Linked DNA regions of Homo sapiens: region 2 is linked to region 1. A link is an interaction called in ENCODE POLR2A ChIA-PET data of the cell type or tissue named here. Cell type or tissue: GM12878. All regions are shown on one strand. Each heading gives the region's core, and the rest is flanking DNA. Links, peaks and the distances in the headings are about the cores only.

Region 1 (4,389 bases), core at 124-4,123:
CGGTGGCTCATGCTTGTAATCCCAGCACTTTGGGAGGCCGAGGTGGGCGATTCACAAGGTCAGGAGTTCGAGACCAACCTGGCCAACATGATGAAACCCCCATCTCTACTGAAGATACAAAAAAATTAGCCAGGCACGATGGTGGGCGCCTGTAATCCCAGCTACTCAGGAGGCTGAGGCAGGAGAATCGCTTGAACCTAGGAGGTGGAGGTTGCAGTGAGCTGAGATCAGGCCACTGCACTCCAGCCTGTGACAGAGTGAGAGACTCAGTCTCAAAAAAAAAAAAAAAACTAGGAAGCAGCTCCACACCACAAAAATAAAAAACCTTGCATGAGTGGAAGGAAACAGATGACGCAACCACCAACCAAACCTCATAATCTCCTCTACTCTCACCCATATCTCCCCACCTCCTCTTAAGGACTCAGCTCGTCTGTCTTTTTGGGGGTACGGTTGGTATCTAACCTGAGCCTCTAGAAATCCCTCACACTGGGCTCTGTAGTGGTGGCTCCCATAGGCACCACTCACACTATCTGCCAATGCCGTTTAAAGGAGCAAGAAAGAACTATTTCCCTCTGCTGGAGGAAATGAGTCTCTGAAGGATAGATGCCTTGACTAGAAAGTGGTGGATCTGGGAGAGGAGGCAGGCCTGTTTGTCTCCAGTGCCCATCAGCCACACCACCCCTCTGGGTTCACTCCGAAACTCACTTCTCCCCTGGCACTTTCTCTTCATAGGAAGGCCTGAAAAGAATGCTGAAAACAAGTGACCTGGCTGGAATCTACCACCACGCTACTTCTCTGCTCCAGGACCTTCCATGGCTCCCACTGGCTCACAGGGTAAATCCAAATTCCTCAGCCTAGCTTCCAAATTCTTCTACCACCTGACCAAACTGTCCTAACCCTTTCTTCCCATGCAAACCCTCCTCTACCCAGTCAGACTGTTTATAACCTAAATATCCCTTACTTATGCCCCTCTTTTCGCTGTTCTACCTATTCAAAATCACAGTGTCACACAGCACAACAGCTGCAGCCATAGGCAGCAGTCCACATCATCCTAGAGGACAGCAAGGTTTCTGAGGAAATTCTCATAGAATTCAGCTTGCAGGACTTCTGCTTAGCTCACTGGCCACCTGCCTGGCCACTTACAGTCCTTAATATTTCACTTAGAATTAGTGATTACTCCTTGCTCTGCTAAGTAGTCATTATTTACTGTCGTTTCATCTGCAGATTTTCAGTGCTAGAACCTACCTTTGTTTTGTTTCAATTTTTCTGCAATCTAATAATATGCAAAAACTGCCCCAAAACAAATGAAAATGTTAAGGGTTTTTAAAGGCATCTGAAGAATCATTACCGTATTAACCTAAATTTTGGCAGATGAATAAAGCCAAACGCATCTTCTTTTCAGCCACATGAAATAAATTTTGTTTAAAAATCTAATTCATAGAGACCGGGCACAGTGGCTCATGTCTGTAATCCCAGCACTTTGGGAGGCCGAGGCGGGCGGATCACGAGGTCAGGAGATCAAGACCATTCTGGCTAACACGGTGAAACCCTGTCTCTACTAAAAAATACAAAAAATTAGCCGGGCGTGGTGGCGGGCGCCTGTAGTCCCAGCTATTCGGGAGGCTGAGGCAGGAGAACGGCGTGAATCCGGGAGGCGGAGCTTGCAGTGAGCCGAGATCGCACCACTGCACTCCAGCCTGGGTGACAGAGCAAGACTCTGTCTCAAAAAAAAAAAATCTAATTCATAGAATCATGTGCTTTAACTTTAGCAAAAGAAGAGATGAAGCACACATTGCAAACACGCTTTGATCCCTGCAGTGAGATGAGCGTCATGATCATGCATGCTTCTCTTCTCCCTTCTCCGGGCCTTTTGAAGTCTACACTCTCCGCTGTGGGATGGTCTCCTGCCCTACCAGGAGAGCTGGTCTCCACACCGACTTCAAAGACAGCTGATGTTCCAGAGAAGAAAAACACTGCAAAGAAGCACTCCAAAATCCTTTTGACCTCAAACATGACTACAGAATGGATACAGCTTTTTAAATAGCCACTTCCTGCAGCATTCTATAGTATAATGACCCTTAAATGACACCCACGCAAATTACATAATTTGCTAAAATGGAAACCCAGTAATTCCATCTTACATCAAAGTAAAGAAAAAAAATACCAAACTTTAAAAATCTGAAGCTCAATTAAATAGTAATTAAAAACGAAATATAACTTTCACTTGTTCAATAATCCTCACAATGTCCTAAAACTCTACAAATGGATGAAGTGAACATGATCTCAGAGAACTACCCACTACATGTTTAGTAGGCTAGAATAGACAACAACATAGAAACTCGGATCCGCTGGAAATGATGCTTTTTCTTTGGGCTCTGGTATCTGAGGTGGCCAGCTCCTCATCCCTCACGCCCTTCACTGGCACTGACCTGAGTACCTGCTGGAGACTGAAGCGCTCCCTCCTGGGCCATGTCTCCTCTACCTTCCCCCTTTTCCACTGCCTCAAAGACAGGCCCCCTGGGAGCCCTTCTGGAACCTGAAGGAGGAGCTGGTCACTGTGTCATGATCAGCCACAATGTGCCATCCCTCCTCCATAGCACAGCCACAAGTCCCCAGCAGGGGAGGGCACACATTTTCCAGTCACAGAGATCTGGAACGAAGCCCAACGACTGCTTATTAGCTTTGCAGCCTAACTTCTCTGTGCTTCAGTTTCCTCACCTGCTAAATCACACCTTCAGAGTCATGGTGAATATGAAAGAAGACAGTATATTTAGAGCAGCCAGCACAATGGCCAGCTTTGTAACTGTTTTCTTCCCTGCTAAGAAAATAGCAAACACAAAGTGTCTGCAGGTGAGTATATCACGACTCTAATCAGCAAGCACAGAAGACGGTGGCAGCACTGTGAAGAGCACCCAGAAAAAACAAAAAGCAGCCATTCTCTTTAAATATGAGAAACAATTGTATCAGTCTCTGATTTCTAAGAAGGAGTACCATGACTCCAGCCTCTGTTGTCCTAGATTCTATGCCCACTTTTGGCTATTTTTTTTTTCCTACGTTTTTCAGGTTATCCTCAATGAGCATAAATTATTTTTACAATCAGGAAAAACAATTTTTGGAAAAGTTTCTCAGTTTGCTACACATGTAATTTAAAACATGATACTTTAAAATAAGAAATCCTGGCCAGGCACGGTGGCTCACACCTGTAATCTCAGCACTTTGGGAGGATGAGGCAGGTGGATTGCATGAGCCCAGGAGTTCAAGACCAGCCTGGGCAACATGGTGAAACCCTGTCTCTACAAAAAATACACACACACACACACACACACACACACACACACACACAAATAGCTAGCTGTGGTGGCGCACACCTGTAGTCTCAGCTATTTGGGGGGCTGAGGCGGGTGGATCACTGAAGCCCAAGAAGGATCATTTAAGCCCAGGGAGATGGAGGCTGCCGTGAGCCGTGATTGCACCACTGCACTCCAGCCTGGGCGATAGAGTGAGACCCTTTCTTGGAAAAATAAAATAAATTAAATAAGGAATCCTGAGTAATAAAGATTGAGATCATCTGAGCTTGGGTAAGAGCCTGGTATGTTATCAATGATAAATGCACCTTTTTTCCTTTGACAAGGGAGCTTTTGGTCATTTTACTACTCATCAGTACTTTCTGTGCTGGGGAGACTGGGAAAACAGAAGATGAAAGTAAAGTAAAGGAGCTCTTCTACTTGTAACAGGGCTGCTAAAGCATTTAGTGGGAGAGAAGCTTGAAACTATAGGCTGAAGTCAAGCTAGAAGTCCCTACTGGTTTTAATAATGGTCACCATCACTTAGGATAACGTACATATAAATCTATCCTTCCTACTCTGAGAAGGTTGCTGTGTCATCCTGAGACACTAGCTCCAATTTCATAACCAACTGTGGAAGTGACCACAGTACACATGCCATGCAGACACATATCTTCAGAGAGGGAGGTATAACTGCTCTGCTTATGGGGCACTTACTCTCTGCCTTCTAGCCCTCAGTTTACTCCATCTCCCAACAATGTCTGAAGGGAGGCGTCACTACATCTCTTATACAACAAAAACCCTGAAGCTCAGAGAGGGTAGATGCCTTAAACAAGGGCGCACCACTAGTATGTGATGAGAATAGACTCCACCCCAGGCCAGTCTGACCCAGGGGCACAGCGGTTCCTACCTTCTATGCCCTTGGACACAATACTTTCACATGCTCCAAGGACTCATTTTGATGAACAGAGTGCAGCTGGACAGGCAGAACCAGTCTATCAAGTCAGGGGGAAGCTGACAGGGTGAAGGGCAGAGTAAGGACAAGAACCCGGGCCTGGAGAATATGAGTTACTATAGCAATAGAGCTCTCAGAATACCACAACCA
Region 2 (4,389 bases), core at 67-4,066, 120 kb after region 1:
CCCTGTAGCACATTATACATGACGATATGTTTATTTATTTAGGCAACTCTCAACTCCACGGAGTTGTGAATTCCTTTTCCACTTCCATCTCCCCAGGGAAAAGCATGATGAGTAGCACAGAACAGGCAAATGTTAATTAGCTACCATGTGTTGAGCTTTTCCTGTGTTCCTCACCTTGTGCTCAGTGCTTTACAAGCATTATCTCATGGATTCCTCCCAACCACTCTGTTATTAGCCCTATTTTACAAATGAGGAACATTTTGAGGCTCAGAGAGTTTCTGAGCCTCAAATCTACCCAAATGTGTTAAATCACCTATCCAAATATCTTAGTCTGTGTGTGTGTGTGTTTTGAGAGAGTCTCACTCACTCTGTCGCCCAGGCTGGAGTGCAGCGGCACGATCACGGCTTACTGCAACTTCCACTTCCCCAGGTTCAAGCAATTCTCCTGCCTCAGCCTCCTGAGTAGCTGGGATTACAGGCATTTGCCACCACACCCAGCTAATTTTTGTATTTTTAGTAGAGACAAGATTTCCCCATGTTGGCCTCTTAGTCTGTTTTTGCATTGCTGTAAAGAAATAACCAAGACTGGGTAATTTATTAAGGAAAGAGGTTTAATTGGCTCACAGTTCTGCAGGCTGTACATAGTGCCAGCATCTGCCTCTCATGAGGGCCTCAGGAAGCTTACAATCACAGTGGAAGGTAAAGGGGAGCCAGTGTGTCACCAGGCAAGACAGTGGGAGCAAGAGGGAGCAGGAGCAAGAGACAGTGAGGGCAAAAGAGAGTAAGAAAGGAGGTGCCACGCTCTTTTAAACAATCAGATCACATGTGAACTGCCAGACTGAGAACTCACTCATCACCAAGGGGATGATGCTAAGCCGTTCATGAGGCGTCTGCTCCTGTGATCCAGTCACCTGCCAGACTCTTAGTAACAACCAGCTCTTCTGGGAAATAATAGAATGAGAACTCACCCACCACCCCTACCTACCAAAGGGCATTAATCTATTCATGAGGGACCTGCCTTCATGACCCAAACACCCCCATTAGGCCCACCCCCATACTGGGAATCACGTTTCAACATGAGATTTGGAGGGGACAAGCATCCAAACCATATCACCAAGGTCACACAGCTAGTCAACGATACTGCCAGAATTCAAACAAAGTTTTGTATGTCTGAGCACAAAATCTATATTCTAACCATTCAGCCACCTGCTGCCATGACAAGTAATGGAATTAAATAAGAAGAATACAACAAAATCTCACCTTAAAAAGCTTGTACTGAGCATTTTATGAAGTAATAACTTTTTTAGGCTAAAAATATTTCTTTCCAAATGCCTTAAAATATTGCTTATTCATTTATTTGTGAATTAAATGTTTACAAGCATTTACTTATGCATAGGACCCAAGCTATGGTAGATACAATTTTACCCCTTCCTTTAAGGAGAACAGTCTAAATTATATACACCTGAAAAAAAGAACATCAGTGCAAGAGTTAAGTAATAAGAACATATCACAAGACAACAAGTCAACATATGTCAACACATGTCATATGTAGTATATAATCATAGAAAGGACTCACTAATCAGGAAGTTCTAAGACTGTAATTCCTACTATATTGATTCATTCACTGAAAATGCCAGTTGAGCATAGCACTAGGCCAGAGAGTGTCCTGGATGGGAAGGAAAGGGAGGACTTTGAGAGATCAGTGTCACTGCACCTGCAGCACTCTGATAAGCTCAGGCTTGCCAAGCACCTGAAAAGAAGTGGGAAGATGCTGTAGTTTGAATATGGTTTGTTGAACCTCACCAAATCTCATGTAGAAATTTGATCTCCATTGTTGGAAGTGGAGCCTAATGGAAGGTGCTTGGGGCATGGGGACAGATCCCTCATGAATAGATGAATGCCCTTTGACAGGATGGGGTAGTGAGTAAGCTATTATTTCCCGTGAGAGCTGGTTGGTATATAAAAAGAGCCTGGCAACTCCCTACTCTCTCTTGCTTCCTCTTCTACCGTGTGATCTCTACACTTGCATGCTCTGCTTCTATGTCCACTATGAGAGGAAGCATACTGAGGCCCTCATCACATGGCCAGTCTTGATCCTTCCAGCCAGCAGAATTATGAGCCAAATAAACCTACATTTCTTTCTTTCCCTCTTTCTTTCTTTTCTTTTTCTTTCTTTCTTTCTTTCTTTCTTTCTTTCTTTCTTTCTTTCTTTCTTTCTCTTTCTTTCTTTCTTTCTTTCTCTCTCTCTCTCTTTCTTTCTCTCTCTCTCTTTCTTTCCTTCTTTCTTTTTGACAGCATCTTGCTCTGTTGCCCAGGCTGGAGTGCAGTGGCACAATCTTGGCTCAATGCAACCTATGCCTCCTGGGTTCAAGCAATGCTCCTGTCTCAGCCTCCCGAGTAGCTGGGATTACAGGCACATGCCACCACACCCAGCTAATTTTTGTGTTTTTAGTAGAGACAGGGTTTTACCATGTTGGCCAGGCTGGTCTCGAACTTCTGACCGCAGGTGATCCTCCTGCCTCAGACTCCCAAAGTGTTGGGATTACAGACGTGAGCCACCGTGCCCAGCCTAACCTTATTTCTTAATAATTACTCAATCTCAGGTATTCCTTTATAGCAACATAAAATGGACTAAGACAGAAGGTGATGGAAATTTTCCAAAAGATTAACCTGGACCTTTAATAAGAGGTGAGGGATACTAACACCCAGAATGATTGGGACTCCACTGCTAAAGACAGGAAAAGGTTAATGTAAAACCAAATTAGGATAAAAATGATGAATGCAAAAGGAACGGAGCATATGGAATGTTAACAGATGGCAGAGGGAAAGCCAAACTACCGGTTTCCTATATTACATCATCTTGATCATGGAAAAAGATTTGATCAGGTGAAAATATCACAAAGAGGGAAACTGAGCTCAGGATAGGAAGAAAAGATGGAGAAAGAGCACACAAAAATTTAAATTAGTTCAAATTACCAGATCAAGAGAAATTACTGCCCAAGATACTAAAAGGATATTTAGATCTGATCTTAAGAAACATATTCAGTGATCTTTGATAAATTATGCTAGAAGATTTTAACGAGTGAGAGTCCCATTTCAAATAAAGGAGAAAGACTGATAAACAGATCTCGAGACCAAGAGGTATGGTGTTGATTTTTAGCAAAGTTCTGCACCTGATTATTAAACTAAAACAAAAGAGGTTAAGTACAAGAGCTCATTTGGGTTCCCTGTGAATGATCACACCAAAGGAATAATATTTCACAGTTACTAGCATAAATAGACCTGGAGACTGTTGCAGGAAATTGCATACAGAATCTTGACTGTAGTAGGCTTTGGACAAAGCATTTTATAATCTGTTTATGGAGAAGATGAAGTAATTTAGACTTCGAAATATCAGTTTGGTGAAGTCATAGAAGGTTAAACAACAGTGGCCCAATTTTGTTTAATCTGACAAAATGAGACTGAAAGCAATTTTTTTTCCTTCCTTCCTTCCTTCCTTCCTTCCTTCCTTCCTTCCTTCCTTCCTTCCTCTCTTTCTCTCTCTTTCTCTCTTTCTTTCATCTCATTATGTTGCCCAGGCTGGTCTTGAGCTGCTGGCCTCAAGCCATCCTCCTCCCTCAGCTTCCCAAAGTACTGGGATTACAGCCCTGAGCCACCATGTCCTGCCTGGAAGCAATTTTCTAATAAAATGCTGTAGTTCTCTCTCCTTGAAATTTTTTTTTAATTGAGATGAACACAAATTCAGACTTCTCATTAAATTTTAAATTAAACAAAGCTAGGAAGAAAATTGAGATTCAAAACTGCTTCAATAATTTGGAATACGCCAAAAACATTATGGTGAAATTTCACCATCCCACCTTTAAGCTTTTAAAATCCAAATTGGAGGCTGGACACAGTGGCTCATGCCTGTAATCCCAGCACTTTGGGAGGCTGAGGTGGGCGGATCATGAGGTCAGGATATCGAGACCATCCTGGCCAACATGGTAAAACCCTGTCTCTACTAAAAATACAAAAAATTAGCTAGACGTGGTGGCATGTGCCTAAAATCCCAGCTACTCTGGAGGCTGAGGTGGGAGAATCCCTTGAACCAGGGAGTCAGAGGTTGCAGTGAGCCAAGATCATGCCACTGCACTCCAGCCTGGCGACAGAGCAAGACTCCATCTCAAAAAAAAAAAAAAAAAATCCAAATCGTATCTCAGCATATGGTAGACCAGATGCAGCCTTCTCAACTCATCTCTATTCTGGATAAAACAGACTTTTTCATATGTTGGGCTGACATGTATCAAAATAAGAGTAGGGGGCAGTAAGCAACAAATAAATGTGAAATGCAGTGTTGTCCTGAGAACAAATGTGTATATCGTACCCATAAACAATATTGGGAGACTAAAC

The links. Peaks named below come from ENCODE experiments on the same cell type or tissue, not always from the same donor. Only the 100,000 strongest peaks of a DNase experiment are listed, where the experiment ranks them.
Region 2: POLR2A ChIA-PET joins it to region 1 with 10 read pairs; 2 of 35 experiments call an interaction of 5 or more read pairs at or near these places.

Annotation. Positions count from the first base shown.
Region 1 is chr3:58,350,350-58,354,738 of GRCh38, reverse strand. The region is part of intron 1 of PXK (PX domain containing serine/threonine kinase like); the gene reads right to left. LOC105377106 (a long non-coding RNA gene) reads left to right here and starts at 396. Exons shown (of 3, transcript XR_940876.3): 1 at 396-444; 2 at 733-834; 3 at 1,770-2,212. In GM12878, for the core only: no CTCF peak of the experiment used is centred there; no DNase peak of the experiment used is centred there; H3K4me3 peaks cover 584 bases; H3K27ac peaks cover 2,281 bases.
Region 2 is chr3:58,230,308-58,234,696 of GRCh38, reverse strand. No RefSeq gene overlaps it. Among named protein-coding and RNA genes, the nearest start is that of ABHD6, 5.3 kb to the left of the region's middle. In GM12878, for the core only: no CTCF peak of the experiment used is centred there; a DNase peak (open chromatin) is centred at 1,966.